Linked DNA regions of Homo sapiens: region 1 is linked to region 2. A link is a loop called in an ENCODE intact Hi-C map of the cell type or tissue named here. Cell type or tissue: sigmoid colon. All regions are shown on one strand. Each heading gives the region's core, and the rest is flanking DNA. Links, peaks and the distances in the headings are about the cores only.

Region 1 (15,883 bases), core at 3,647-11,646, 1.0 Mb after region 2:
TGTTTGAACAGTGTCTGGGGCATGATATGTGTTACAAGCTTGTTGTTATCTTTATCTGGACTCGGTCCTCCTTTCTGATCACCTTACTAGGTGACATCACATTCAGCTTTTATTCATTCATTCAATAAACACCTACTGAGTGCAGCTAGAGCACACTTTCCTCTGCAGGGCCAAACCCAAACTCTTTCAAGGCCCAACTCTCCATGAAGCTTTTCCAGTTATCCCCCATGGACGTGACCATCCCCTCCTCCTCACTTCATTTTTTCCTCTCTTTTAGCACTTAATCCTTTTAAGTTCAAATCATAGCTTAAAGCTTCCTGAGGACAGAACCAGTGTCTGATTCATTTTTATGTTTCCCACAGCATCATCTCTCACACTGAGTGTGAAGTCATTAAATAGTGTGGAATGAATAAAGGAAAACTTAGGATGAAAAGCAGGAAAAAGCAGCTCTCTGGGCTTCTCATCACCAGAGCCTGTTTTTAAAAGGTAGCTAGGAGACCATAAATTGAACCGTCTACAAAAATTATTTTGTACTTAGTTTATGCACTGCACAAACCAACACATAATTTTTTTAAATGAGAAAACCCAATGTCTTCACCATAGGATCTAATAATCAAGAAAAAGGGAAGAACCCAGTGCCCGTTTGCAGTCCTGAATGCTGCTCCCCCATCCCTGCTCCAGGGTCACCGAGCTTCTAGTGAATCCAAGCACCTAACTGCCACCAGACTCCCTGTGGTTCTGCTGAGGCCTTCCCACTGCCCACAGTGCTGGGGTGAAACCTGCCTTGCCCTCCCTAAAACTCTCACTCTCTCATAAAGCTTACCATCTCATCTCACATTTCACCATGATTTGGGGGCCACAGAATGAATGTCCCCATTTCCTCCACTTTATCCCCATCCTTTTTCCTTCCACCACATCTGAGAAGACCAACCACTCTCCCTTCCAAAGGCCCTCTTTCCTGGGCTCAGGTTATCCTCCCCTGGTTCTGACTTCCCCAATCTTGCTTTCCTCCCTCCAGCCTTTTCCCCTCTTCCACTTATTAGGACAATCTCTACTCCTGCACAAACTTAAGCAGTTTACTTAACCTCAACTATAAAAGCTAAGGTAATTTTTGGTTTAGGTTTTTCTTGATTTTTCAGAAAGACAGGCAGGATCTTGCTCTGTTGCCCAGGCTGGAGTACAGTGGTGCAATCATGGCTCACTGAAGCTTTGAACTCCTGGGCTCAAGCAATCCTCCTGCCTCAGCCTCCCAAAACAATGGGATTACAAGCATAAGCTGCTGTGCCCAGACAAAAACTAAGATAATAATAAAACTCATCTCTCAGATCACACGTGAGAAAGGATTTGCAAAGCAAAGAGCTTACAAAAATGTTAGGCATTTTCATGTCTTCCTGTGGACAGAGATCACCATTTTTAATTCCTCTTTGGATCATCCACAATGTCTTTTAAAGGGTATGGCATATAGTAGGAATTCAATAGATGAGGCACATATTGGCTTAATGAGTAAGCCCTGGTATGAATGAATCAAAACCCGCACATCCATTTCACTGATCAATTTATCTCTAAGTGAGAGTGTTTGGCCTTAACACCTTACTCTCAATCAAGTGAGAAAATTCCTGCTGGGTGGACCCCCTCTCTCAGAAAAGAGTCTTTTGGGTCAAATTGGTAATGAAGTTGTAATCTGAAACAGTTTCACACCTGAGCTCCTAACAACTCTAGGAGAAAATTCAGCTGTTGGGTGTGGCTAAGATTCATAAATATCATCAATTTGTTAAGAACTTAGATTATAATCAACCATAGAGCTAATCTGTTAGTTACAGAACACTGTTTTGGGGGGTATTTTGGTTATTTTGTTTTGTTTTGTTGAGACAGCATCTTGCTTTGTCACCCAGGCTGGAGTGCAGTGGCATGATCATGGTTCACTGCAGCCTTCCTGTGCTCAAGAGATCCTCCTGTCTCAGCCTCCTGAGTAGCTGGGACCACAGGTGTGTGCCACCATGCCCAGCTAACATTTTTATTTTATTTTATTTTTTGCAGAGATGGGGGTCTTACTATGTTGCCCAAGCTGGTCTCAAACTCCTGAGCTCAAGTGATATTCCTTCCTCTCCTCCCAAAGGATTGCAATCACAGGTGTGACCCACTGCACCCAGCAGAACATTGTTTTAATGCTGTGGTATATAAATTTGTTGATTTCTTTAGGCCAGTGCATATATATTACTTGTTGATGTAAATAATCTGTTATATGAATTTGTTGGTTTTGCTCATCTGTGTACCCTAGGTCTTCAGAAGCTCTGATGAGCAGGGTGTCACATATACCCAGGCCTCCCCAACGTTAAGGGACAAAACACCTTTCCTATCACACACACTGCTGCCCCCTTAGACTGCCATCCTATACCTTGCTTTCCTTCTCTTATCAAACCCCCGTCACAATAGCCTGCAATACTCCAATATTTGAAGCTCCTGAAATATCATCAGTTCTGCTCCACTCAGCTGCATTCTCCAATGACCTAATTACCAAATTCAGCGCATTTTATTTGATTTTCTACAATGTTTCAAACTGCTAGCCAGCCCATCTGTTTTGAACCTCTTGCCTTCTTTCCCAGACAAGATAACATCTCTGTGCTCCCATTGTTCCTCAGCCCCAACCTGCACCTCATTTCCCAAACTTCAGGCCCCAGCTGCTGATCCCCTAGGTCCTAGGGGCTCACACACCCTTTGGCTTCAGCAGCAACTTTTTTTTTTTTTTTTTTTTGAGATGGAGCCTCACTCTGTAGCCCAGGCTGGAGTACAGTGGCACAATCTCAGCTCACTGCAACTTCCGCCTCCCAGGTTGAAGCGATTCTCCTGCCTCAGCCTCCTGAGTAGCTGGGATTACAGGCATGTGCCACCACACCCGGGTAATTTTTATATTTTCAGTAGAGATGGGGTTTCACCATGTTGGCCAGGCTGGTCTCCAACTCCTGATCTCAAATGATCCACCCACCTTGGCCTCCCAAAGTGCTGGGATTATAGGCGTGAGCCACCATGCCCAGCCCAGCAGCACCTTAACGAGGACACACATCTCCAACTCAGGCCTCCCCCAGGCTGCAGCCTGGAATGTCCAGCGGCATGTGGAACTCCACCTGGGTGGCCTGCAGCTCAGCAGGCCCAACACAGGATCAGTCTCCAGTTTCCCAAACCAGCTTGTCCCTTGACTCACATTCCTCATCAGGAGCCAGGCTCTGTTCTGTCACATATCCCACAAGAACAGACTGGGTGCCCACCCTGTGTGGGCATTGCCCAGGGGCGGGGGCTGCAGCATTGAACAGGACAGGGCCGCTGTCCTCATGGATGGGGGAACCCACACGGTAAGCCAAAAATAAACATAAAATATTACATCAGGTGGTGATGAACGCTATGAACAAAAATACAACAGGCTTAGGAGATCATGGCGGGGAGGCCTCCATTTTCTTTTCTTTTTCTTACCATTTTAGGAGTTTATAGTGTTTCACACAGATATTGAACACTCTGGGTCAAGATGAGCTCATTCAGTAAGGGAACCTGGAGAAAGAAAAGAAGCAGGGGACCTGTCCCGGGATGTGTCGACATTCAGAGATTTGGAGGAGAATGAAAAGGCACCACACCTGGGCCAGGTGTGGTGGCTCACGCCTGTAATCCCAACACTTTGGGAGGCTGAGGGAGGTGGATCACCTGAGGTCAGGAGTTCGAGACCAGCCTGGCCAACATGGTGAAACCCCGTCTCTACTAAAAATACAAAAATTAGCCAGGAGTAGTGGCACACACCTATAATCCCAGCTACTTGGGAGGCTGAGACAGGAGAATCACTTGAACCCGGAGGCGGAGGTTGCAGTGAGCCAAGATCACACCATTGCACTCCAGCCTGGGCAACAGAGTGAGACACCATCTCAAAAACAAACAAACAAACCAAAAACAGAAAAAAAAAACAAAAAGGCAGCCTGGAGACAGAAGGAGCTGTTGCTGCCTGAAAGTTAGAAGAAAATCAGGAGTGCACTTTCCCAGAAGCAAAGCAAAGAAACATCCCTAGAAGAGTCGGCGGAGCCCAGGGCCCCAGTAGGGTGAAGACAGCATCGGCCATTGGCTTTGGCAACCTGGAGCTCGAAAGAGGAGACAAGGGTAGTTTCAGTGGTGCATGGGAGGGAACCCGTGAGAGAATGGGAAGTGAGGGATGAAGCAGACACAGCAAGAGCACACAGCCCTTCTCAGGAGCTTTAAGAGAAACAGGAGCAGAGAAATGGAGCAGGAGTTAAAACTAAGTCTAACATGAGGCGTTTTATGTTAGGAGATTCCAGCATATTTATATGCTGATGAGTATGAGCCAGGGGAGAAGGAAAATGTGAAGATGTCAGGGAAAAAGAAGTAATTGTAGAAGCAAACACTTGATTGGAGGGAGGGTTTAGGAACCATAGCACACATAGGGAGTTTGGCTTGGGACGAGCAGAGAGTTTTCTTGAACTCCTCCCTTAGATCCCTAATCACTTATCTCTAAGCTATACTCGTGACATCTTAAATCTTGAATCAATCACCAAATGTAGTAATTTATTCACCCCATAGTATTGATCATCTTTTGTCCCTTGATTTTCATTCTCACTGCCGTCATTTGGTAACTAAATTATCACATCTTGGAGAATCACTTGAACCTGGGAGGCAGTGAGCCGAGATCGTGCCACTGCACTCTAGTCAGGGTGACAGAGCAAGACTTCATCTCAAAAAAAAAAAAAAGGTAAAAGATGTTTGTTTTAATTTTCAAACCATAACCACACTGAGCCCCTACCTGCCCAGAGCAGCAGGATGACCAGTCTCTTTCCATAATTCCCTTCTCCAAATACCCTGAGTACAGATAAGGTGGCACCTGCAGTCCATGGATCAGCCTGTGAGAGACTCCAATGCTCCCCTTGAAGCTACAATCACTGATGTCCAGACACTGGTCTCTGCTGCCTCCTGTCCCTTCCCTGCTAAGGCAAGGGCCTGGGGTCCCTGTTGGAATCCAGAGGATGAAGCAGGGCAAAGACAAGCCCCCAGTAGCTAGCCACAATGGTCACCTTGCTCATCAACATTCAGCAGACAGGGGAAGAGGAGGAGAGATTGCCCAGGGAGATTGTATAAGCCAGGCCTGGAAGGGATACCCATGGCCACACCTAAAGAGCCTGGAATATTTGGTCTAGCTGTATTCCCAGGAAGAAGAGAAAACAGGTTTGTTGGGTGGTAGTGACACATGATCATCTTACGAACCTGGGATAATAATAGATGTTGCATAAGGACCGGCTGAGGATACGAGATTATAGGTGACACAAAGTTTCTTAGCATATTACTTGGCACTTACATGATGGGCAAATGATCAGCTTCCTAAGTCTTCTCCCTTTTTCCCTCCTCCCTAGTCTCTCTTTTCACCAATCCTTTCTACCATTTGTTTCCTCATTAGTATTTCTAAAAGTTCTACTTTTCTCAAGTCATTACCTACTCCCCACCCCAATCAGAAAATGCTGGTAGTTCCCCCATTGCCTTCAGGACGAAGTCCAAATTCCAGAACCTGGCATTAAGTCTCCCACCCCAAAGGGATCGCTCTTCCACCCCTATTCCCATCATGAAGCTGCTCTATTCTCAGAACACACCAGGTGGGTTCACTGCAAGTGTAATGTGTCCCATCTCTGCCCCCACCCAAATCTTATTCATGTTTCAAAAACGAATTCATATCCTACCTTTTCCATGAGCCTCCTCTGACCACGCAGGCATCCCTTCCTCAGTTGAAGTCCTGTAGCACACATCATTTCTTCTCACTGGACATGTGTGACATTTCTTCACATTATTCATTAACTTCCGTCTGTGTGAATCTTCCTCCCACAATGGTACTGGAGTTCCCTAAGGACAAGAACCATGCCTCACTCTAGATTGCCTAGCACAGTCCTTTTTGCAAAAAAGATGATTAAATAAATGTATTAAAGCACACATTTCAAGAGTAAGATGTACTAGGAAGAGCTCAGATCTGAGCTTTAAATCCCAGGTACAACATTTGCAAGTTGCATGGTTAGAAACTTCTAAGTCAGAGCTAATTACAGCTACCTGACAGGGGGGTTTTGAGTATTAAGTGAGATAATGTATATAAGGCACCTAATATGTACCTGAAGCACGGTGGGCTCTCAACAAATTCCCTTCTCCTGCCACCCTACCTGAAACTGACATAGAATGACAAGGGACAAACCTGTTAGGAGACAGGCAAAGATGATAAAGGTACTTTCCATTCCACAGCTCAGAGATCCTGTTCCAGGAAGCATCTGTCTTGACAAGGTGTGAGGACTCTAAGGGAGGCTGAAACTCTAAGGGAGACAATGAGATGCTAACAAGCTGGAAATCAGATGCATTTCAAGAACCATTTACACCCCAACAGGCTGACCTCAGAAGGGCACTCGAGACTGCCCACTGCTTTGTACTGCAGGAAGGTGAGTGTTCAACCCTAAAGAGGCGCTGGTCCAGGAAGCCCTGGTTCAGTATCCCAGTGGCTGAGGTCTGACCTGTAGCCTGTTCTCAACCAAATGGAGGAAGATGGGGGGTCACTCAGGCCCAGACCAGAAAGCAGGCTCACCGCCCTCTTACTTGCTGTCAAATTTCCTAACCAGTCATTAGAAGAGTCACTCTGTGGGACACCCAGTTGAGTCCATGCTATTAATAACATAATAAATGTGTGCAACTCAGGATAAAAATAATTCTCTGTACCTACATAGAAGGATGTGTGCATGGGCCTGTATGTCCTTTGAAGCACCATTAATGATTGAACAAGAATTCATTGCACCTTTTTTTTCCAGAGCAGCCTCTGACACTTTATAATCTGAGAAAAAAATGGCAGAACTTCTGCATCTCATGTGGAGCAGTTGAGTTTCCTGCCCACTTGTTTTCTCAGATAAACCCGAGTCAGGCTCCCAACTCTCCAGCCCACCCACCCAGGACTTTGCGCAGAGATTTGCCTTCATTTCCTCATCTGTACCCGGTGTGACAACACTTACCTTGCAGGTAGTCATGAGCATTAAATAGAGGAAACTAATCTTCCTAAAGTGCTGGTATCGTGCTTGCTGTTCCAACCCTGATAGCCATCATTACATTATTACAAGTCAAGCTGAAGGGCAGGAGAATAAATTGTAAGAATTTATTAAGCGTGGGTAGGGACCGAGTCTGGGCAGCCACAAGCAAAAATGGGAAAGGGATTCGCATGGTGGGAATGGCATTTGCCCATCTCCATTTTCGAGGCCTCTCTCTGGGTTCAACAGTTCTTCTAAGATCACATATGGCTGTCTGGCCACTTTAGTTGTAAGCTTTCTCTGCTTCCAAGAGATGTGAACTCATTTCAAGCAGCTCATTGGCAGCCCTCCTGCCCATTCTATGCATATTTTACAGAGGAGAGCTTTGAAGCTTAAGCAAAATGGCATTTGCAAGGTCACAGAGCTCACTGGTGGCAGAGCTGGGATACAGGACTATTGGATTCAAAGCCCCCCACCCACTCTTTACCTCCCTCCCCTTTCTAAAGCATGACCCACTGGAGCTTTCACGGTGGGGGCTATAGATTGTGGAAAAAAGTGGCAACATGACTGTGAACTTGCATCTGATCCAGTGATTCCAAATTCCCTTACAATTGAGGCAGAGACTCCGCCAAAGGGACTGGTGAGCCCTGTGACTGGCCCCATCACCATGACAACACTCCTGTTCCAGCGCCTCAAGGGATCTCCACTCTCCTACCTTCTCACGTAGGTGGGAAAGGTGGCGTCCTCACCTACATGTACGGCCAGGACTCCCATAATTTAAGAAGAGCCAGCTAGATCACTAAAATGGTCTCCATGCTACACGTTACAACTGCACATCTCAGCACCCAAAGCCTTCACTGGAGAGAGAAAACCGTGCCTGGGTGACTCGTGACTCGACATTGGCTCCGGACGTGTCAGTACAGAGGAACGTCGGTACCGGATCCCAGACATAGGGCTGAGCCCAGCTGGTTCTCATTCTCTTCTGGGGCCAGGCCTGCTGCTGGTTTCATTTAATTGAATATTTTGATTGTTTGATTTCTGTAGCCAGAAGCCTGTAGGCAGTAAATGCCCTTTTCCATCAGTTCAAGAAAGAAAATGTACCTGCCGAGGTAGTATCTGCTTCGCTGAGCTGCTGACTTATTTTAAGAACTAAATCTTTCCTGTTACTATATTTTTCACTCTGGGGTGTGCGCGCTCCAAGACTGACAGTAACTCAGGTCTAGGACAGGAGCGTCCTCTCGGCGATGACTTAGCGCCACCTACTGACCACTTGCTCAACAGCGGCCACGTTCAGCAACCACGGTGATCTCGACAGACACGAAAATGTTCTGTGCTCTCAACGAGAAGTTCTGCATGTATTCTTCCCTTCTCACATAGCAGAGCTTGCCTAGCAGAATTGTGCTCCTTTTATTTTTTAATATAAGTAAGTTAAGACACAGGGCTCCAGCAAGAAAGCTGAGCAAGTTCTCCATTTGGCAACTGTTTCATACTTCCCGACTTTGGCGGCTGTCATTTATAAATGATGAGCTCATGAGTGAGGAGGCTGATGCAACCCCCAGGGGCCCAAAACACAAGCATGGAGAAAGACAGCCCTCCTGTGGGATCTGATGCAATCGTCTTGTCTTCTTTAGGCTTTGATACCAGTGTTTCTAAACTTTAGGTGCAAGATTATCCTCACAGCACCTCTAAGGAGTATAAACCCCAGGGTTATTACTTACCGGTTACCACAGCAACTCATATGTAAAGAGTTGGAAAGTCCTTCCTCTGTGGTGATTGAGAGTAGACATGGAGCTGTTTGCAACCCCCTAAACACATTGCCCCCTTGCCACACAATAGCAAAAATTGAGAATTATCATCCTGTCACCACCCAGTGGCTCTGGGCCCTCAAGCTCCCAATTACTTACAGATATCTACAGCAGAGTCTCTTGACCTTCGCACCATCGGGTCAGATAGGTCTTTGTTGTTGGGAGGCTGCCTGCGCATTATGAGCATTTAGTAGTATCCTTGGCCTCTACCCACTGGTGTCACTGGCACCCCACCACTGTCCCCAAACCTCCACCCCTGTTATAACAATCAAAATACCTATAGACATTGCCAAATGTTTCCTGGGGGTACAAAATCACCTCTGCTTAAGAACCACCTATCTGGAAGGCAAATACATGGAATATAAGAAGAACAACAACAGTAATAATTACTAGTACTGCTATCATTTAAAAGGTAAAATTGCACCACCAGCTAATGGATAAGTCATCGGCTTCCTAAAAGGCACTAATTACGTGCTGAGACTTTTATGGCCTTATCTTATTTAGTCTTCACAACCAAGAAACCAGTCTGTGTTGACAAAACATTCACATTACAAGGAAACTGAAGATCAGAGATGCCAAGTAACTTGGCCAAGGGTGCAGAGCTGTCAGTGGCTGAACTACCATTTGAAACCAGACTTTCCTGACTGTAAAATCTGAGCCTGTCACCACCTCCAGATCCTGAGGTCACATAGCACAGATAGTTCTGGAACAGTCCTCACTCTCAAAAGTTCTGCCAGAGTATGCTAGCACTATTCAAATAATATATCTAGATTTAGATTTAAAGACATAAAGACTGTAGCTATCCTCTGTAAGAAATTGACCCAAAGTGTGACTGCTGTGGAGGTTTTCCAATAGGGGAATAGAGCGGGCCAGAGTCTTGGCCAGTAATTGACTGTATGGCCTTTATTTGGGGTCAGTTACTTAAGCTCTTGAAGTCTCTTCTTGTTCATATATAAGATAAAAAATTTTGTCAGAGCAATGGTACTCAACTCTGGCTGCACATTAAAATCACTTGGGTAGCTTTTTGCCATGGTTTGGATCTGTGTCCCCACCCAAATCTCATGTAATCCCCAATGTTGGAGGTGGGGCCTGGTGTGAGGTGGGATTGGATCATGGGGGCAGATTTCCCCCTTGGTACTGTCCTCAAGATACTGAGTTCTCATGAGATCTGGTTGTTTAAAAGTATGTGGCACCTCCCTTCTCTTTCTCTTTTGCTCCTGCTCCTACCGTGAAGACATATCTGCTCCCCATTTGCCTTCTGCCATAATTGTAAGTTTCCTGAGGTCTTCCCAGAAGCCAAGCAGATGCCAGCATTGTGCTTCCTGTACAGTCTGTGGAACCATGAGCCAATTAAACCTCTTTTCTTTATAAATTACCCAATCTTGGGTGTTTGTTTGTGGCAATATGAGAATAGCCTAATACAGAAAATTGGTACCAGGAGTAGGATATTGCTATAAAGATACCCAAAAATGTGAAAGCAACTTTGAAACTGGGAAATAGGCAGAGGTTGGAAGAATGTGGAGGGCTAGAAGACAGGAAGTTGAGGGAAGGTTTGGAACATCCTAGAGAGTTGTTTAATGGTTGTGATTAAAATGCTGACAGTGACGTGGACAGTGAAGTCCAGCCTGAAGATGTCTCAGATGGAAATGAGGAACTTATTGGGAATGAGTAAAGGTAACCTTTGCTATGCCTTATCAGACAGCTTAGCTGCATTATGCCCCTGCTCTAGAGATCTGTGGGACTTTGAACTTGAGAGTGGTAATTTAGGATATCTGGCAGAAGAAATTTCTAAGCAGTAAAGTGTTCAAGATGTGACCTGGCTGCTTCTAACAGCCTATGCTCATATGTATGAGCAAAGAAATGACCTGAAGTTGGAACTGATATTTAAATGGGAAACAGAGCATAAAAGTTTGGAAAATTTGCAGCTTGGCTGTGTGGTAGAAAAGAAAAGCCCGTTTTCAGGGAGGAATTTAAGCAGGCTGCAGAAATTTGCATAAATATAAAGGATCCAAGTGCTAATAGCCAAGGCAATGGAGAAAAGGCCTCAAAGGCATTTCAGAGACCTTTGCAGCAGCCCCTCCCATCATAGGCCCAGGGACCTAGGAGGAAAGAATGCTTTTATGGGTTAGGCCCGGGGACTCTGCTGCCCTATGCAGCCTCAGGACACTGCTCTCCACATCCCAGCCACTCCAACTTCAGGCATGGCTCAAAGGGATATAGTACAGGCCACTGCTTCAGAGGGTGCAAGTCATAAGCCTTGGCAATTTCCATGTGATATTAAGCCTGCAGGTGCACAGAGTGCAAGGATTGAGGCTTGGGAGCCTCCACCTAGATTTCAGAGGATATATAGAAAAGCCTGGATGTCCAGGCAGAAGCCTGCAGCAGGGGCAGAAGCCTCATGGAGAACCTCTACTAGGGCAGTATGAAGGAGAAATGTTGAGTTGGAGCCTCCACAAAGAGTCCCCACTGGGGTACTGCTTAGTGGAGCTGCACAAAGAGAGCCACCGTCCTCCAGACCCCAGAATGTTAGAGCCACCAACAGCTTGCACTATGTGCCTGGAAAAGCCACAGTCAATGCCACCCTGTGAGAGCAACCATGGAGGCTGAACCCTGCAAAGTCATAGAGGCAGAGCTGCCCAAGGCCTGGGGAGAGCACTCCTCACACCAATGTGACCTGCATGTGAGACATGGAGTCAAAAGAGTTTATTTTGGAGCTTTAAGTTTTAATGACTGCCCTGCTGGGTTTTGGACTCGCATGGGGCCTGTAGTTCCTTTCTTTTGGCAGATTCGTCCCTTTTGAAATGGGAATGTTTACCCAATGCTAGTATCCTCATTGTATCTTGAAGCAAATAACTTCTTTTTTATTTTTTAGGCTCATAGGTGGAAGGAACTTGCCTTGTCTCAGATGAGACTTTGAACTTTGGAATTTTGAGTTAATATTAGAATGAGTTAAGGCTTTGGGGGACTGTTGGGGAGGCATTATTGTATTTTGAAATGTGAGAAGGAAATAAGATTGGGAGAAGTGCCAGGGGTGGAATTATATGGTTTAGATCTGTGTCCCCACCCAAATCTCATGTTGAATTGTAATCCCCAGTGTTGGAGGTGGGGCCTGGTGGGAGGTGATTGGATCATGAGGTCAGATTTCCCCCTTGGTGCTGTCCTCAAGACAGTGAGTGAGATCTCATAAGATCTGGTTGTTTAAAAGTGTGTAGCACCGCCCCTTTCTCTGTTGCTCCTGCTCCTGCCATGTAAGACATATCTGCACCCACTTTGCCTTCCACCATAATTGTAAATTTCCTGAGGCCTCCCCAGAAGCTAAGCAGTTGCCAGCATCATGTTTCCTTTACAGCCTGCAGATCTGTGAGCCAACAAAACCTCTTTTCTTTATGGATAACCTAGTCTCAGGTGTTGTTTTATAGCAATGTGAGAACAGCCTGATAGTTTTCAAATGGAATGCTTAAGCCCAACCCCAAATCATTTAAACTAGAATCTCTGGGTCCCAGGCAATGATATTTTTAAAACCCGCAGGTGACTCTAATAGGACAGCCAGAATGGATACCCATGAGGCTGATGAACAGTAAGACCCTTCAGTTCTGTTTTTCTAACTTAGGTCCCAACTCTCCCAGGATCAGAAGCCATTCTTTTCTCCCTTACTGGGATCCATTCTGGGGGGTGGCTAGTTTCTCTGTCTCATAAGGCTGTCCCAAAAGCCTTGATTAATTTCCTGGAACTTTCTGACTGTCTCAACTGTCCTGCAGTCCCTGAACTGACCATTCCCAGCATCTCATTCTACCACCAAGAAGTATTGAAATCCCATCCCACTCTCCTGTGGTACATATGGGTTGGAAACTTCTACCAAAAGCTGCAAAGAGCAGGGAACATGACAGAAGACAGCTGTGTCTACTGAAAGACTATCTTCTCCTTAGCCTCGTTGAATGCTTGCCCTGTTTGACTTTAATAAGGTTAATTCTAATCTGTAGCTTTTCCGGAGGTGAGAGAATCTCCCCTTTCTGAACATGACTCACTGGCTTCTATTTCAGCTCCCAAAGAAGAGTGTTAATGTCTCACTCAGCAGGTGACTGAGAGAAGCTTTGGCCTTATGAGTCCCATATTCTTCACCCTTTTCTATGCCTCCTGTCACCCCTATTTCTACAACAGGAGAGCTTCGTGCAGCACTCTAAGATACAACTAACAATAAAAGTAATTTATATCACTTACTACTCTCCAGATGCGAGGCTCTGCATAAAGTGTTTACATGCTTCATTTCATTTATTCTTCACAAGTCCCCACATGAGATGGTATTATAGTTATTACCATCATCATTCCCATTTTATAAATGAGGAATCTGAGTAGACTGTACTGCCTGTTCCTCTTCCTTAGCACTGGTCCCCACAGTCCACCCATTTTCTGAATAATGTCTGTTTTCCTACTAGTCTGTATGCTTGGCTAGAGCAGAGACCGCATCAGGATTGGCTGATCACTTAATCCCCAAACTGGCGGAGCAGAGCCAGAACTGAGACATGAGCAGGCTGGCCCCCAGGGCCTTGTGTGCTCACCCTCTGCTCTCATGGAAGGTGAGTCTGCAAAGCTGAGAAGTGGGTTCCTGGGAGGTGGGCAGGCCCTTGGGGTATGTATGGGTCAGGAAGGCAGTGGAAGAGAGAGTTTTAGGAGGAAAAGCAGTCATCGGCACCACGTGCTGCCAAGACACCAAGGCTTCACCCACATAGAGCTTACCTAGTGCCAATGAGGGTCATTTTGGTGGAGCTGTAGGGCCAGAAGACAGATGGGGCAAGTGGAATGTGTGAAAGGTAAGGGTCAGAGTGAATGTGTGGGGACAACTCACTGGAGTTGAAGGGCAGTTTTTATTTTATTTTATTTTATTTTCCACGAGAGAGACACAGAAGCAGACGGGAAGGATCCAGTTGAGCATGAGAGGTTGAGTGTCCCAGGGATAAAGGGCATAGTGGTCCTGCAGGGGTCCTCAGAGGGAAGAGAGGACTGGGCCAGGCTTGGTGGCTCATGCCTGTAATCCCAGCACTTTGGGAGGCCGAGGTGAGCAGATCACCTGTAGTCAAAAGTTTGAGGCCAGCCTGACCAACATGGCAAAACCTCGTCTTTACTAAAAGTACAAAAATCAGCCGGGCATGGTGGCAGGCATCTGTAATCCCAGCTACTCAGGAGGCTTAGGCAGGATAATTGCTTGAACCCAGAGGCAGAGGTTGCAGCGAGCTGAGATCATGCCACTGCACTCAAGCCTGGGCGACAAGAGCAAGACTCTGTCTCATAAAAAAAAAAAAAAAAAAAAAAAAAAAAAAAAAAAAAAAAAAAAAAAAAAAGAGGGCTCTCACTGGGGAGAGATAAAGCTCCTCTACCATAATCGAAGGGCAGGCAGGAAAGTGAACCTGGCCGCACAGGTCCAGGTGGGCAGTCCCTGAAGGGAGGTGAGGCTGGACCTGTGCTGACCTCTTTGCACCCAGCAGCACATTATATCCTGAAAGTGTGTACCCTCCTAGCTCCACTTCCCAGGTGAACAGGAGCTTCAAAAGTTAAGTAATTTTCAGAGGCTGGGAAGGGGGACTGAAGAGAGGTTGGTGATATACTCTGGTTCTGTGTCCCCACCCAAATCTCATCTTGAGTTGTAATCCAAATTATAATCCCCATGTGTTGGGGGAGGGACCTCATGGGAGGTCACTGAATCATGGAGATGATTACCCTCATGCTATTCTCGTGATAGTGAGTGAGTTCTCATGAGATCCAATAGTTTTATAAGGGGCTTTTCCCCAGTTTTGCTCGGCACTCCTCCTTCCTGCTGCCATGTGAAGGACATGTTTGCTTGTTTGCTTCCCCTTCTGCCATGATTGTAAATTCCTGAGGCCTCCCTAGCCCTGTGGAACAGTGAGTCAATCAAATCTCTTCCCTTTGTAAACTACTCAGTCTCGGGCAGCTCTGTATAGCAGCATGAGAACAGACTAATACAGTTGGTCAATGGGTACAAACATACAGTTAGATAGAAGGAATAAGTTCTAGTGTTCGATGGCACAGTAGGGTGACTATAATTATCAATAATGTATTGTATATTTCAAAATAGCTAGTAGAAAAGATTAGAAATGTTCCTAGCACATCATTTCACCCATGATGAAGTTCAAGTTCCTTCTTCTCATGAAGTCGCAGCTTTTTTCTGGCACTAGATAAGCTCAAAGGTTCCTTCTGGCCCTTACATCCTCATACCCTCTGACCTTGAGTCTGACTTTGGACAGGACAGTAGAAGGTCTGCTCCCAGGAGGAGAGGATGCACGTGGGACAATGACTCAGAGGAGAGCCAGACAGCCCCTACACCAAGTGGGTGGGAGAGCCTTCCTGGGCTGTCTTCTGTTTCCCACCACCTCAGGGATACCAGGGATTCTATGGGGAAGGGGAGAGGATGTAGGCAGGGGACAAAGGACAGAATGAGGGTGAAGGAGGTGAGAAAGCAAAGCAACTATCTTCTTAAGGCAAAAAGAAGTCCCTTTAACACACAAAACAGCTGAGGGATGTGGCTGGGACTTACTAGTTTTCATCTCCTTTCCCTCCCAACAAAACTGGACCGTGGGATGCCTTCCCTCCTGGCAGTGCCAGAAGCTGGAATCTCTCCACGTGGTTTTCTGCTGAGGGTTGACCATAGACCAGAAGTAAATGCTCAACCTTTGAAGAACATTCCCTTTTATGTTCGTTTCTGGCATTTCACAGTTTCCTAGCACTCTCAGGTTCACTATTGTGTTGAATCCCTCAAAATGCTCTGAAACAGAGAGGCCAAAATTATCACCTCCATTTTACAGTCTTTATAGGATGTCTACTTTATCTTTATTTCATCTTACCATTTAACTTTGTGTCCTTTTTCTTACAGTACAGAAATTGGAATTGAAAAGAGGAGAGGTTCCATTTGTCTATCACATGCTACCTCCTGCTGCTGGGAGATAACGTGCATCAGTATTGGGAGGAGGGGTCGAGGGTGGTGCTGTGCCAACTCAAGGGAATGGAAGAAGGGAAATTCAAAATTCATTTGTTGAAGTC
Region 2 (15,883 bases), core at 4,795-12,794:
GCCGCACTCTATAGGTACCAGTTTACTCTATTAGTCCGTTTTCATGCTGCTGATAAAGACATACCCAAGATCAGGCAATTTACAAAAGAAAGAGGTTTAATGGACTTACAGTTCCATGTGGCTAGGGAGGCCTCACAATCATGGTGGAAGGTGAAAGGCACATCTCACATGGTGGCAGACAAGAGAAGAGATGGCTTGTGCAGGGAAACTTCCCTTTATAAAACCATCAGATCTCATCAGACTTATTCACTATTACAAGAATAGCATGGGAAAGACCTGCCCCCATGATTCAATTACCTCCCACCAGGTCCCTTTCATGACATGTGGGAATTGTGGGAGCTACAAGCCAGGATGAGATTTGGGTGGGGACACAGCCAAACCATACCAGAAAGGTTGGATATTTCTGGGAATTGATCCATTTCTTTTAGGTTATCCAATTTGTTGGCATGTAATTGTTCAGCCTCTTATAAATCTTTTTATCTCTGTGGTATTTGTTGTAATGTCTCCTCTTTCATTTCTGATTTTGTTTGAATCTTCTCTCTTATATTCTTATTTAGTCTATGTAAAAGTTTGTCAAATTAGTTTTTTTTTCAAAAAATTTTAGTTTCATTGATTTTTCTATTCTCAATTTTGTTTATCTCTGCTCTAATCTTTATTCTTTCCTCCCCTCTGCTAACTTTGGGCTTAGTTTGTTCTTTGTTTTCTAGTTTCTTGAGGTCTAGGGTAAAGCTGTTTATTTGATATATTTTCTCTTTTTTTTTTTGAGATGGAGTCTCGCTCTGTTGCTCAGCCTGGAGTGCAGTGGCGCAATCTCAGCTCACTCCAAGCTCTGCCTCCTGGGTTCACGCCATTCTCCTGCCTCAGCCTCCCGAGTAGCTGGGACTACAGGTGCCCGCCACCATGCCCAGCTAATTTTTTTTGTATTTTTAGTGGGTTTTCACCGTGTTAGCCAGGATGGTCTCGATCTCCTGACCTCGAGATCCACCTGCCTTGGCCTCCCAAAGTGCTGGGACTATAGGCATGAGCCACCATGCCCGGCCTGTTTTCTCTTTTTTAATGTAGGCATTTATTGCTATAAAATTTCCTGTTAGAACTACTTTTGCCACATCCTATATGGTTTGATATGTTGTGTTTTATTTTCATTTGTCTCTAGACATTTTCTAATTTCCCTTTTGATTTTTTTCTTTGATCCACTGCATATTTATGCATGTTATTTTTTACATATTTTTGAATTTTTCAGATCTCTTTCTGCTATTGATTTCTAGTTTCATTCTATCACAGTCAAAAAAATACTTATTTTAATCTTTTTAAATTTGTTAAGGCTTTTGCGACTTTATATGTGATTTATCCTGGAGGCTATTTCATTTGCAATTCAGAAGAATGTTTCTTCTGTTGCTGTTGAGTGAAATGTTCAGTATATGTCTATTAGGTCCAGTTGGGTTATAGTGCTGTTCAAGTTCTCTGTTTCCCTATTAATCTTCTGTCTGGATGTTCTCTCCATTATTGAAAGTAGAATATTAAATTTCTCTACTATTATTGTGTTGCTGTCTATTTCTCTCTCAGTTCTGTCAATGTGCGCTTTATTCATTTAGGTGTTCTGATGTTTGGTACATATATACTTATAATTGTTATGTTTCCTGGTGAACTGACTCTTTTGTCATTGTATTATATCCATGTTTTCTCTTGTGACACTTTTTGACTCAAAATCCATTTTGCCTAAAAAATTATGGCCACCATTGCTCGATTTTGCTTACCATTTTTATGAGATATATTTTCTTTTTATTTTTTCACTATTTTTAATCTAAACTGAGTCTCTTGCAGAGAGTATGTGACTATGTTTTTAAAAATTTTATCTATTTAGCCATTCTATGTTTTTTGTTTAGAGAGTTCAATTCATTTACATTTAATGTCATTATTGACAGGAACAGATTTACTATTGCCATTTAAAAATTATTTTCTATCTGTCCTATAGTTCTTTTGTTCCTACTTTTTTTCATTATCTTTATTTGTGTTTCATTGATTTTTGTAGTGATACACTTTGGTTCGTTTCTCATTTTCCTTTGTATACCTTCCATAGGTTTGTTTTTGTGGTTATCATGGGACTTACATAAAATAGCTTATAATTATAACAATGTGCCTTAAGCTGATGACAACATGAGTTCAGTTGCACACACAATTGCGTATTACTCCTCCTCTCCATACTTTGTTATTGATATACCAAATTGCATTTTTATTGTATCAATTAGCATATTTTTATAATTATAGTTATTTTTTATACTTTTGTCTTTTGACTTCTATACCAAAACTAAAAGTGATTTACACACAACTGTTATAGTATTATAGCATTTTGTATTTGTCTATATATTTACTTTTATCAGCAAGCTTCATACTTTCATATGCTTTGTCTTAATGTTTAGCATATTTTTTGTTCCAACTTGAAGGACTTCCTTTAGCATTTCTTATAAGTGAGGCCAAGTGGTGACAAATTTTCTTGCCTTTTATTTCTTTGAAAAAGTCATTATCTCTCTTTCATTTTTGACAAGTAATTTTGCTGAATATGACATTCTTAATTGGCGTTTAGTTGTCATTTTAGTACTTTGAATATATCATCCCACTTTGTTCTGGCCTGCAAAGTTCCTGCTAAGAAATCTGCTGATAGTCATATATTGCTCAATTGTATGTGATGAGTCACTCTTCTCTTGCTGCTTTCAAAATTATTTGTTTATTTTTGGCTTTTGACAATTTGGTTATAATATGTCTCAGTGCTGACTTCTTTGGATTCATCCTATTTGGGTTCCATTGGACTTCTTGAACCTGTTTGTCTATCTCCTGCACATATTTGGGACATGTTTGGCCATTATTTACTTAAGTAAGCTTTCTGTCCCTTTCTTCTTTTTTATGAAACTCTGATTACGAATATATATATTATACATTCGTAATATATAAATATATATGAGATATATATATATATATCTCTCTCAGGGAAACCATTCATAAGAATAATTTTCAAAGGAGACAGAGAAAAGGTTCCTCTCCATTTCATTCTAGCCAAAGTTAACCTAAGCATTTAGAAGTTTTGCTTCCAGGTTTGTACTGCTTTTATTTATTTCCCTATGTTTAATATATATATAGAGAGAGTATATACATTTATAGTGTGTGTGTATGTGTGTTTTGATAGTGTTCCCATAAGGCCCTTAGACTTTCTTCAGTCTTTTCCATTATTCTCTTTTCTTTTTGCTCTTCTTACTGGGTAATTTCAAATGTCTTCTAGTTCACTGATTTTTTATTCTGCTTAATCAAGCTTGCTGTTAAACACTGTTAACTGAAAAATCACAAAATTTATAAATTTAGAAAGGAGAGGAGACTTCATTTCTTGTGAAAGTTACAGCCTTCAAGGTCACTATCCACAGCTGGGAAGCATAGCACCTGGCAAATAACGGAGAAAGGCACTTTGAAGGAGCGGGGATTAGGGTAGGAGCCTTATGCTGAGTGCGTTGACTAACATACATATTCAACAGGTTACAGGAGGAGCTACAAATATTCAAGCAGGTGATTCTGACTCAACATCTCATTGCATTACAATTAGGGCTTATATTTCAAAAAGCGAAGAGGGACATGAAGGCACTTAAGTGCATAACCTCTAAACTGGCTAGAACAGGTCCACAGTTGGTAATCTTATCAGACAAATTAGTTTCTTGTCTAATTAAAGCTGTAGTTATGTATGACTTGTAGAACAGAGTGGTCAGTTAGTCAGTGGCTGGTGGTAGAAGAGCTGAAAGTTTTTTTTGAGATACTGCTTATCTCAAGACCAGTGTTTGTTTAGCTGCTAAAGAAAAAGAAAAATCTTGTGGCAGTTAGAACATAGTTTATTTTTTAAGTGTAGGGGATGCATGACTTAACTCTTGCCTGGCATGGCCTTGGGTCCTGTTTATAATTTGACATTTCATTGCCACAAAGAGTTTGTTTTGTCAGTCTTAGATCTCTATTTTAACATTAATGCTGGTCAGTCATTGTGTCTAAACTGCAAAAGAGAGGGTGTATAATAAGGCATGTCTGACCTCCTGTCCCATCATGGCTGGGAACTCAGTTTTTAAGATTTCTCTATAGTTTTTTTGGCCAAAATGGGGTCCATTCAGTTAGTGTGGGGTGGGGGCTTAGGATTCTAATTTTAGTTTACAATATTAGTTATTTTTTTCAGTTCATTTACAACATTCTTCAGCTCCAACACTTATTCTATTGTTTTTGTTTGTATCTTTTTGTTGAAATTCTTATTTTGCTCAGTCATTGTTTGTATGAGCTCATTGAGTATCTTTTAAAGTTTATTTTGAATTCTTTGTTGGGTAATTCATACACTTATTTATTTAGGGTTGATTTCTGGAGATTTGTTTATTTTTTTTTTTATTGGAGCATTTCTCCCTGTTTCTTCCTGCTTTTTTAAACTTTGCGCTGGTACTTACACATTTGAAAAAACAACCACCTCTCCCAATTTGTACACACTGGATTTGTACAGGGAATGATATCATCATTAAGATTGGCTGGGGATTCTGGAGCCCTCTCAAATCTTTTCTGTGATGTGTCTTCTTTGGACTTTTGCATGTAGATTCTTAATTATAGAGATTTGCTTGTTTCTTTTTTTAGGAGCTCATAATCTCTGGCTCCCTCTGATGTCTGTCTGCTGTACCATGGGTCCTCTAAAACAGCAGCATGCTCCCAGCTCGTTCTTGTTCTCAGCTTCCCCCAAAGAGCTAGAGTATGCTTGTTCCATCAGCACCCCAAGTTGAGTTAGACAAAAACCAGTTGCTGATGAAAAGTCAGAAAGCTTGATATATATTCCACTCTTCTCTTTCTCCCCTGAGAGGCCACTTCAGCCCTATATGCTCTACTGTAAGCCCTCTGAAGCAGCAATAAGCTTCCCATCTCTATTTTGTTCTCAGTGGCTCCCAGAAATCTAGAGTATGCTGGCTCCAATCAGTGCTCTGAGACAGGTGAAACAGAAGCCAGTCCCTCAGGTACCTCCCAAAAAGTCAGAACATTGGACATACAGCTGAAACTTCTTTTTTCCTCCTTAGGGAGAGGCTGGGAGCTAGGAGTTTCTTCCCAAATGTGTGGTGCTGTGACAAGGGGAGAGATTATGGTATTAAGGTGCCATAAATTTTTCTAATGGCTTTGATATGGCTGATTTCTGCATTCACTTGGGGTGCAGAAGCCTCTTAACTGGTTTCTACTTTATCATAAAGGGAATTGGTCTATATATTGTTGAATCAGTGTTTCCACTGGAGGAAAGAAGTGTCTGGGGCTTCATACTCTACCATCTGGATAATGTCAGTCTCAAAGTGTGCTTTTAAGGTCATGGCAACAAAGTGAGGTAAGGCATTAATACCAAGATCCCTAGTATGGAGCAAACCCAGGACAGAGAGATTGGTCCTGGTGATGTCATTTGGTCATTGAATTAAGCTATGCCTGAAGTCTACACATGCATTTATGCAAACCAATTAGTTCTCTTTTTGTTTAAGCTATTTGGCCTAGGTGCTCAGTTACTTAGAATTTGAAGAGTCCTCAGTGATAAAGTTGTGATGTAGGATTTTTTTCTTTTTAACTGTATTCTGTAAATGTAGTTATTACATAATGAGTTCTTTGCTCCTTGTAATGCTATCAAGAATTATCGTAACCTAGTTTTAATTTACTATTTCTGTCCTCATCTCTTGCTACTTTTGTTCCATGCACATATGCTCCAGCTACATTATTCTACGCTTTGTCTGCAAGCATATAATTACATGCTGTATGATTTTTCATGGTATTCTTTATTTTTTCCTAAAATGCCTTCTACCACCTCATGGCTATCAAAAAACTAGTTAAACACTATGGACAAGCTTAAATATCCACTTATGGGTGATTGTCAGGATCAACCCTCTGAACTGCTGAAATTGTGTTCACATTATTATAATTCAATAATTCGATATTTTTAATGAGTTGAGGGACCCATTTGCTATCACATTAGATAAGGAGCCCCTTGATGGTAAGACCCATATCTGTTAATTTACATGCCCATTATTGAATGCTGGCTGACATTCAATAAATATTTAGTGAATTAATAAACAAATGACCACCTTAAGTGGAAAATAGCAAGATGAATGTAAAGGTTTATAGTCAGCAAACTAGTCAGAGCTCAGCAAATAAATGAAAGAATACAAAGAACTTCCTTGACCTTGAAGTTATCTTTCAGACTTTAAAGGGGCCCTTTCCACTTAAGCAGGCTTGTTATTTTCACAGTTTTATGAAGCAATATGAACCTGTTGGATTTCTTTTCAAAGCATAGTAACTAGACCAGTATTGACATCCTTAAAAAAAAAAACAAATTTTTCTCCACCATTTTATCTTGCCTAATGAAAAACCCATTCATTTAGCCTTTTGGCAATTGTTATAACATGCACTCTGGGATTTTTAAGAATAGTTTTCAAAGGAAACAGAGAGGTGGTTCCTCTCCATTTCATTCTAGCCACAGTTAACCTAAGCATTTAGAAGTTTTCCTTCCAGATTTCTACTGCTTTTATTTCTTTTCCTATGTTCATTCATCACCATAGATGCTATGGTAGGAGAGAAAGCGGTTTCAGTTGCAGAACTTGCTTCCTGTTAATACTTCCATTACAGAACATTTTGGAAACAGATGCAATGACTTAAATATAATAATAAAAGTAAAATAATTATATCCAGACAACTAAAGCCAAGTGAAAATAATTTTGCAAAGTGAATTTTTATTTTCCTCTTCATATAATAGATACATTGATATCAGTCCTTACCTCTCTGCTCACATCCATTAGTTTAATAAATAATATTGGAGATATAATTTGCATGGTAATTTTATGTAAACATGTAGATCACTATGTTTCACCTCCATTGCAAAAACATGACTTATTATTTCATGTATTGTAGTGACGATGCTCTCTAAACATAACAATTTTATATTGAAAGCACATTACATGACATAAAACAGAAATTTGTTTTATTTCACAAATGCCTGCAGCGTAACATATTTCCACGTTATTCAATAGGATCCAGAAGTGTATTTAGGAGATGGCTCACAAAATTCTTTTCACTGGCTTAATAGCTTTTTGAGAGAGGAGACTGGTTCCTAATCATTTTTATTCTATTCACAGCATGAAGTTCACAGTGAGTAATAAAAAGTTTGATCAAATTAATGAACAAATGAACGTATTGTAAAAAATAGTGTTAAAAACACAAAATTGCCAGGCGTGGTGGCTCACGCCTGTAATCCCAGCACTTTGGGAGGCCAAGGCGGGCAAATCACGAGGTCAGAGATCGAGACCATCCTATCCTGGCTAACATGGTGAAACCCCGTCTCTACTAAAAATACAAAAATTAGCTGGGCATGGTGGCGGACGCCTGTAGTCCCAGCTACTCGGGAGGCTGAGGCAGGAGGATGGCGTGAACCCGGGAGGTGGAGCTTGCAGTGAGCCAAGATCGCGCCACTGCACTCCAGCCTGGGCGACAGAGCAAGACTCTGTCTCAAAAAAAAAAAAAAAAAAAAAAGAAAAAAGAAAAGAAAAAACAAAAAACACAAAATTTGGGAACAAACTGAGCTTTAGTAAGCATTGTCTATAAATATTTGAGGGAACAGAAATGAGAAGCCAACATTGGTGAGAGCACCACCCAATAAAGAGCTTGATAGATATAGTCACCGGAGAAACTTATTTTAATGTTTCAAAGGTATCAAAACAATAAATGAAACCAAATAAAACTTAAAAATAACAACCAAAAGGAAAGTCTTCAGTCTCCACGCAGTGCTTTGATGTAATATATTTATGTTTTCTTCCTCCTCAGGCCTCACTAAAATAGTTGCATAGGATGGTACAGTTCTTTCTCTTAAAGTACTTCTGTACTAGGTAATTTTTTTAAGTCTCTTCTATATATAATTTATTTAAAGATATAAAGGGCCTCTAGGGCTCTCAGGGACCTCCATGTTTTGGCAAGGAAGAGAATGAAAACAGAAGGTTCCTAAAATTATGGAAACTATTTTTTGGGTAACTTAAAGCAAAACAAAACAAATGAACAACAAACAAAAGTAGAGAGATATAAAAGATATCCCTGAAACTGTTTAATCTGGTGACCTTTCTTTACAGACCAAAAGAGCACTTCTTTTCTAAGATTGACATAAATGCATAAATTGTGCATCCTAAACCTTACTGGAGTTATCTAATTCTACTATAATGTCACTTCCAATTATGGGACAAAAAAAGTCAAATCTTATTCTTGCACTTCCTGGTAGAGATATTTTTCACCTGTATCAGGGCCTAGAATTGAAACTGGAAAATAAGCTACAATAGAAACTGAACTATGAAATTGAACTACAGAGTACAGAAGCCAGCTCAGAATACAATTCGTCTGTTTTTACCAAAAACCATGTTCCTGGGAACATACACCTGTTTGCATGCTAAGAATCTTGAAATTTAAAAAAAAAGCATGATAAAATTTAGGAAGAGGACAATTTTTTTTTCACCATTCCCCAAATCTATTGGCCATTTACTCCCCCAATTAGTTTTTCCAAACAACTTTAGAAGATCAACACAAGGTTCAATTGATTATCCTACTTAGATAAGGAATTGTAAATTATTAAGTTTGGCTTTGAGACTTCACTTTACATTTGCACATTTATACTTACATATATACCCATATCTAAAAAATTGCTTTCATTTTTAAAATAATCCCACAGTCAAGTAGTACACCATCATCCAAGCAAGACTGCTTGTGTGAAGATAGACACCTGGTGGTCAATATGTAGAACTGCAGCTCAGGAAAGACCTAGATTTCTTTGAGGTTGTCTCTTGTTTTTTCCCCATTTCCCACTGCTTTCTGGGTACAGATTGCTGTTGATGGTGGACATACTGCAGCTGTGTGTGAGTGAGTCTCAAGTTCAAGTCAAGAGATTTCCAGAACAGTTACATCAACTCCATGAAAGCTTCAGGTCACAAGTTTTCTGAATTATTTGGAGAGCCAACCAATGTAGCATGCTAAGAATTTTTAAAAGTTACTAAAATCTCTTAAGCAAGAAGTTGAACAGGAGCCTCAGTGTTTGGGAGTAAGGGTTAATCTCCACCTACAAATTTCTGCATTTCCTCTGTCAGGATAATAAGCTTCTGTTTCCTTTGGGGAAGAAAAAAGAAGTGTCGATTCCTTTGTCACCACAAAAGCAAGCATTTTGAGCTTTTAAATATGGCCCTGCCCCTGAACCGACCCTGCCTCGTGTCTAAGTGCTTTTCTCCAAATTGAACCTCACAAGACAAAAATACATAACTTAAAGAAATGGCAAGCTAAAATCTCTCTATTTTTTTGTTACTCCTGGCTATTAATTTTATTCTCTTCAATTTTTAAGTCTTGAGATAAGCTTCTGGAAGCAGATACAGAATAGTTTCTAACTTTCTCAGAGTACACTTGGTTTTAGACAGGGAGTGGAATCATAGCATGGGTTCTCACTCTACTTGCATCGGTAAAGGAGGAGGAAAGACATGCATCAGAAGGACAAATGTGTGAGTTGGCTCTATGTCTGATGAAGTGACACACTACAGTGCCGGAGATGCCCTGATTTCCCATTAAGCTACTACAGAGAAAGGCATAGCTTAGTCGCATGGGCTGAATTCCTTATGGTACAATTATAGGCACAGTCACACCTGAAATGACCAGACATCGTGGTCAGAATGCCCTTTGCTTAACTTCTATTGGGCCTTTGCTCTGTGCCAGCCACTGTGCACAGGCTGCCCCAAATCATGCCACAAGCCCTGTCTTTCTTCTTGTTTCCAGTTGGCCCAGATGGACACACAGCATCCCAGTCCTGGCAAGCAGAGGGCTGGGGTGTCCTTGCTTGGGTCTAACCCTGGCCTCCCATCCTGTTTCTAACCGATGTGTGTACTCATATACATACATCATCATGTGAAAGTCAAGGCCTTCTCCAATATTTAGAGGCTGACTGGTCAGTAGTTTTATCACCAGAAAGAAGAATGGGAAAAGATATCAAGAAACCTCCTTTGTCATGAGAGAAACATATTAATTTGGATTGAATAATGTAGTAAATATAGTGACCCCTCTTTCCATCCTCAGTCAAATTAATGTGAACTTCTGGCCAGGTTTGGGGACACTGGAAGAAGACTTCCTCGTTGCGACTATGAGAACTATCATATCACAAGAACCATTTAAATGTCAGATGCACAATCCTCTTTCTGAAACCCTTGTGAACAAATCCACTATTCAGAATTCAGAATTTTCAGACGGTAGATATGTAACACAGTCTATACATTGAATATTGTGGAATACTCTGATCAGGGACTGGAGTAGGACCCCTAATTCAACACATGAAGAGTTCTATTACTGAATGTGTGGTGGTCACATCAGTAGGGATAAAATAAACAAAAGTAGTCTCGCATTGGTTCAGATCAGGCATTATCATCATATGATTCTAGCACACATGAAAAAACACTTGCTTATCAGACTATTTTTGAATATTTGATGGTGGATAGCAGACTGCGGTTCTGCCTGTGTGTGATGCAAGAGACATTCCCAGGCATGCAGCCCTGTCCAGAAGGCTCCTACAACTCTCCAAAATCAATAGGGCAAACTACACCACCAAGAAGGAAATCTATTATCAAGTAGCCCATTTTCTTTGTTCATCAAAAGGCAATGTATTCATCATAAAACTGTAAAACTTTTAGAAGAAAACATAGAAAAATATCTTCATTATCTGGGATTAGGAAAGGAATTTTAAATGATGCAAAAGCATGATACAAAAAAGAAAAAATGAAATTTTATCAAAATCAAAAACTTTTGCTCTGCTAAATCACTTCCAAGAGAATAAAAAGACAAGCCACAGACTAAAAGAAAATATTTTCAAATCTCCTATCTAACAGAGAACTTTATATCCAGATTACATAACAAACTCTCAAAACTCAACAATAAGAAATCAAATAACCCAATTAAAAATGAACAAAGAGATTGAACAGATGCTTCACCAAAGAAGACACAGGAGACTCCCCCACCATCGCCTCCTTAACCACAGGGGATACATTTCAAGACCCCCAGTGGATGCTTGAAACTGTGGATCGTACTGAACCCTAAATAACTACTCATAATAAAACAATTATAATAATTTACTATAATAAAAGTTATGTGAATGTGGTCTCTCCCTCATCTCATACTGCACTCACTCTTCTTCTTGTGATGATGTGAGATGATAAAATGACTATGCGATGGATGTGGTGACAGTAATCTGATAAGTGAGATGCCTACTCAGTGACTAACAGGCAAGTAGCCTATACAGCATGAATACACTGGACAGAGGGGATTCATGTCCCACGGAGCAGGGCTGCGCAAGATTTCATCACACTGCTCAGAACAGTGTGCAGTTTAAAACTTACGAATTGTTTGTTTCTGGAATTTTCTATTTAATATTTTCAGGACACAGTTGACTGCTGGTAACTGAAACTGCAAAAAGAAAAACCTTGGATAAGAGGGGACTGCTGTATAAAGTACGAGAAAAGATGTTTAATACCACAAGCCATTAAGGTAATGTGAATTTAAACAACAGTGAGCTACAACCACACACCTATCAGAATGTCCAAAATAAGGGCAGGCGTGGTGGCTCACACCTGTAATCCCAGCACTTTGGGAGGCCGAGGCAGGTGGATCAGCTGATGTCAGGAGTTCAAAACCAGCCTGGCCAAGAAGGTGAAACCCTATCTCTACTAAAAATAGAAAAAGAAAAAAAAATAGCTGGGCGTGGTGGCGCACGCCTGTAATCCCAGCTACTCTGGAGGCTAAGGCAGGAGAATTGCTTGAACGCGGGAGGCAGAGGTTGCAGTGAGCCAAGATCGCACCACTGCACTCCAGCCTGGGCAACAGAGAGACTCCGTCAAAAAAAAAGAATGTCCAAAATAAATACTGACAACACAGAGTGTTGACAAGGATGCTGAGTAAGTAGAATTCACATACATGATGGCTGGAATTGGAAAATGCTACAGCAACTCTGGATAATAGCTTGGCAGTTTCCTTATAAAGTGAAACATACATCTACGCTATAACTCCACAAGGCCGATCCTGAGTATTTACCCCAGGAAAATGAAAATGTATGTTCACATGAAACTGATAAACAAAACTTCAGAGTAGCTTTTTTTTTTTTTTTTTTTTTTTTTTTACACAGTAGCTTCAAACTGAAAATAACTTGAATGTCCCTCAATGAGTGAAAGGGTAAATAAACTGTGATACCACATATGATGGAACACTATTCAGTCATAAAAAAGAACAACTTAGATAACTCTGTGCTGAGTAAGAGATGCCAGTTTCAAAAGACAAAAGCACAATGGTGGAGAAGAGATTAGTGATTGCCAGGGATTATGGTGGAGGGAGGGGTGAATATAAAGGGACAGCATGGGGAAGCTTTGGGGGGTTATGGCACTGTTTCGTATCCTCTTTGTGGTGGTTACACAAATCTATACATATGTGGAAATCCATAGAGCTGTACATCAAAGAAAAAAGTCAACTTTACTATAGGATAATTTGGAAAATAATTTTTTTAAAGGCCAATGCATTCCTATTTGACTTTTCTATTCACAGTTTGTTGTCAATCTCTTCTTTACTGAACTGATGACATCCTGTTTTCACTAACACTGCTTGCCTGGCGGGGAGATATGAGGCATGTGTGAGGCATTGCAGATACAAAGATGAGTCAGGCAGAGGCTCATGCACAGGGCTCACCACCTGGGCAAGGAAATGAGACAGGGAAGTGAAGAGACGTCAACAATTTATGCTACAGAAATTCAAGGGGTGAGAAATCCCTGATCACTATGGGAAGTGTAAGCACAAAGCGTGTTTTCTTAACTCAACCAAGAAGGAATAATTGGTTCTGTTTACTGTTTCCTTACCAAATATATTTTTTGGTAATTTTGAAGACTCCCTTGCTTTGACCAAAAAATATTAAATTTAAAAATCTCATTAGTTGATAGGAACAGTGCCTGCTGGGTTGTAAATTTATTGAAACATGGCCTGTCCTAACCAGCACTCTGACACATAGAAGTCCCGTCACTCATTATATAAATCCATTTATTAAATAAATGGATGAAAGATAACATCATGAGCACAATATTTGAATCATTGCTAGTCATTGCGGTATTATTTTGTATTTAGTTGTCATATTCATCAGTATAGCTTCTGTCATAGTCATTTGGAGATGAAACATATTTTAATTAATATGTGCCCACTTCATTCTGAGGCTCTGTAGGTGGCACTCCCCAGGGGAAAGTCCCTAAAAGTGAGTCACCGTGATTATTCATGTCCTGTGGCATCAGTCTTTGAAACCAATATCTACAGGAAATAAATACCAGGAATGTGAATGCAGATGCCTTGAGAAGACCACTAATCCTGCTATGATAAGTAACTGGGCAGTTATTCAAGTGGGGTGTTTTTAGTGCCATGGAAACAGACAGAGTCGGTGTTTTCCAAGGGAAAGTGTTTTAAATCCAGAGTCCTGCCTAATCTGGATATAAATATGCTGACTGTTATGAATCTAGCTTCCTAAACCAAGCCCTACCTTAATTTCCTCATATGTGAGGTAAAGGTCACCCACCACAGTCTGGTGTGAATTCATGGCAATTAAGGTTCTTACTTAGAAGAAGTCATTATTTTTATTCCCATCTGGGCAGAAGTCAAGTTCAAAGTCAGAGTTGTATCAGGGTTCAGCTTCTGTGATCAGTCAGACCATTTATGTTTAGAAGTGAGTTTTCTAAAGTAAGTGCTAAGTATTTTAGGCAAAGAAACCCAGCTGTGAAAATACTGCTAACATTTGTACAGTTGTTTTATATGTGGATTTATTTTTACTTGCACTTACTTTAGTGCGATTCTTTGCAGAGAAGTTCCTCTTCCCCTCCTCTCCTTCCCCGTCACTGCCTCTGGCTGCCTCTCGTGGGTCATTTGAGAAATGACAGTCTCTCTCTAATCCTTATGGGTCACAAGTGTTCTGCATCATGGCACACCCTTGACTAATTAGCATTAATAAGTGATGCTGGGAGAAAGAACCCTGGAGAAAAAGCAGAAGGCTTGTTTTTGCCAAATTGGAATTGACCCAGCTAGCAAAATTTTCCAGCGTACTTTCTTACTCTCTTGCCTCTTGTGTGTTCTTGCTGCCTAAACATACGTTTCTGACATGAGGTCTTGGACAGCCCATGAAATACACTGCCCTGCATACCTTTTGTTCCAGGGGGCATGGGGACTTTATTTATTTAATAAACTTTTCCTAAACTGTTTACTGTGTGCAGGCCATAAGGGATAATAAGACATCATTTCTGCCTCCTACCTTTTTATGTTGTTTTAGCACAGATATGGCAAAGATATATCTAACTATATATTAGTTATTGAGCACCTACTGTGTGAAAGGCATTGGGCTAGGTACAAATAGAAGAGCCTTGCAGAATAAACAGGACTTCAATAGGCAGGGAACCAAAATAGGACAGGCCAGGTAGGCTGCGCAGTAAAAGGAAAAGCTCAAAGGCAGGAAAGTAAAAGTCCAATTAGAGGGCTCTGCGTAGGGAATCCAAAGCAAAAGGGCTTAGTGGGAACTTCTGGGTCTATAACCAAAAGCAGGGTTTCAAAGAGATATTTACTTCATCCATGTTCATAGCAGCCATATTCATAATAGCCAAAACAAGGAAGCAACCCAAATGTCCATCAGTGGACGAAAGGATAAACAAAATAGCCTTAAAAAGGAAGAAAATCCTGCCATACACTACAACATGGATAAGCCTTGAGGACAGGATGCTAATGAAATGAGCTACTCATCAAAAGAAAATACTGCATGATTCCACTTACATGATATAGTTGAGAAATCACAGTCATAGAAACAGAATATAGAATGGTGTTTTTCAGGGGCTGTAGGGGAGGAGAGAAAGAGGAGTCATTGTTTAATGGGTATAGAATTTTAGTTTTACAGGACAAAAATTTATGGACATGGATGGGGTGATGGATGTGCATTATGAATGTATTTAGTAACACTAAACTGTACACTTAAAATGGTAAAAACTGTAAATTTTATGTGTATTTTACCACAATAAAAAATGGAAAAAAATGGGCATAGTGGAAAAACTCAGGGTTCAAATCCTACCTCTTTCCCTTATGCACTGGTTCTTCATATACAGACTAAAAATAACAATTGCACTTTTCAGGGTTGTTGTAGGTATTTAAGAAAATCCACTTAATACATGCAGGCGGAGGTTAAAGATAGTTTTTCGTATTAGTCAGTTTGACTATAGCAAACAATTTATGAAGGAGAACATGGAAAATGAGGTGGCAAAAGCAGTTTAGAGCCTCAAGTGAAATGCCTTGAATGCCTATCTATAAAATGGAGCTTTATTCTGTGAACAGTGAGGAACCATTGATGGTCAGTGAACAAAAGAGTGACATGGTCATGGAACTGTTTTCAGAACAATGAGGAGCAGATTAGGAGCAGAGAGAGAAGGGACTCACCAAATAGCTGGCAATTGCTGCAGTGGTTCTGCTGAGAAAGTGGAAAGGAAAAGGTTTATTTGAAGTGACGGTACTTTGCTATGGGAACATTTTTATTCTACTTTAAATAAAATTCAAAGTTATATCAAGAAAACTTCAGGTAAAATGTAAGTTAATGTTTTCCATGCTTGATCAATTCCCAATTTTTTAATCAAACACTACATGTTTGGTGACAAAACATAAATGTGATGTGGCATCCTTCCATCAGCACACACTTTGTGTGTTAACAAACAGCAAGACGCTGATTTCATAAATCCCAGACCAGACAGCACCTCAGGTTCTGGGAACCTTCTGCCTCTAAGAGACCACCCAGCTTTCAAGGGTCCAC

The links. A loop is a pair of places that touch in the nucleus more often than their neighbours do. Peaks named below come from ENCODE experiments on the same cell type or tissue, not always from the same donor. Only the 100,000 strongest peaks of a DNase experiment are listed, where the experiment ranks them.
Region 1: a loop joins it to region 2, with 4 times the contacts of the local background. A loop is called at or near these places in 7 of 110 quality-filtered maps.

The regions. Positions count from the first base shown.
Region 1 is chr1:222,447,023-222,462,905 of GRCh38, forward strand. No RefSeq gene overlaps it. Among named protein-coding and RNA genes, the nearest start is that of TRT-TGT2-1, 10 kb to the right of the region's middle. RefSeq lists an enhancer at 8,363-8,412. In sigmoid colon, for the core only: a CTCF peak has its summit at 8,292 (motif pointing left); DNase peaks (open chromatin) are centred at 7,949, 8,279 and 8,559; H3K4me3 peaks cover 472 bases.
Region 2 is chr1:221,426,829-221,442,711 of GRCh38, forward strand. All of the region lies in intron 3 of LOC105372932 (a long non-coding RNA gene), which reads left to right. Among named protein-coding and RNA genes, the nearest start is that of LINC02817, 98 kb to the left of the region's middle. RefSeq lists an enhancer at 12,876-14,075. In sigmoid colon, for the core only: a CTCF peak has its summit at 8,793 (motif pointing left); a DNase peak (open chromatin) is centred at 8,897.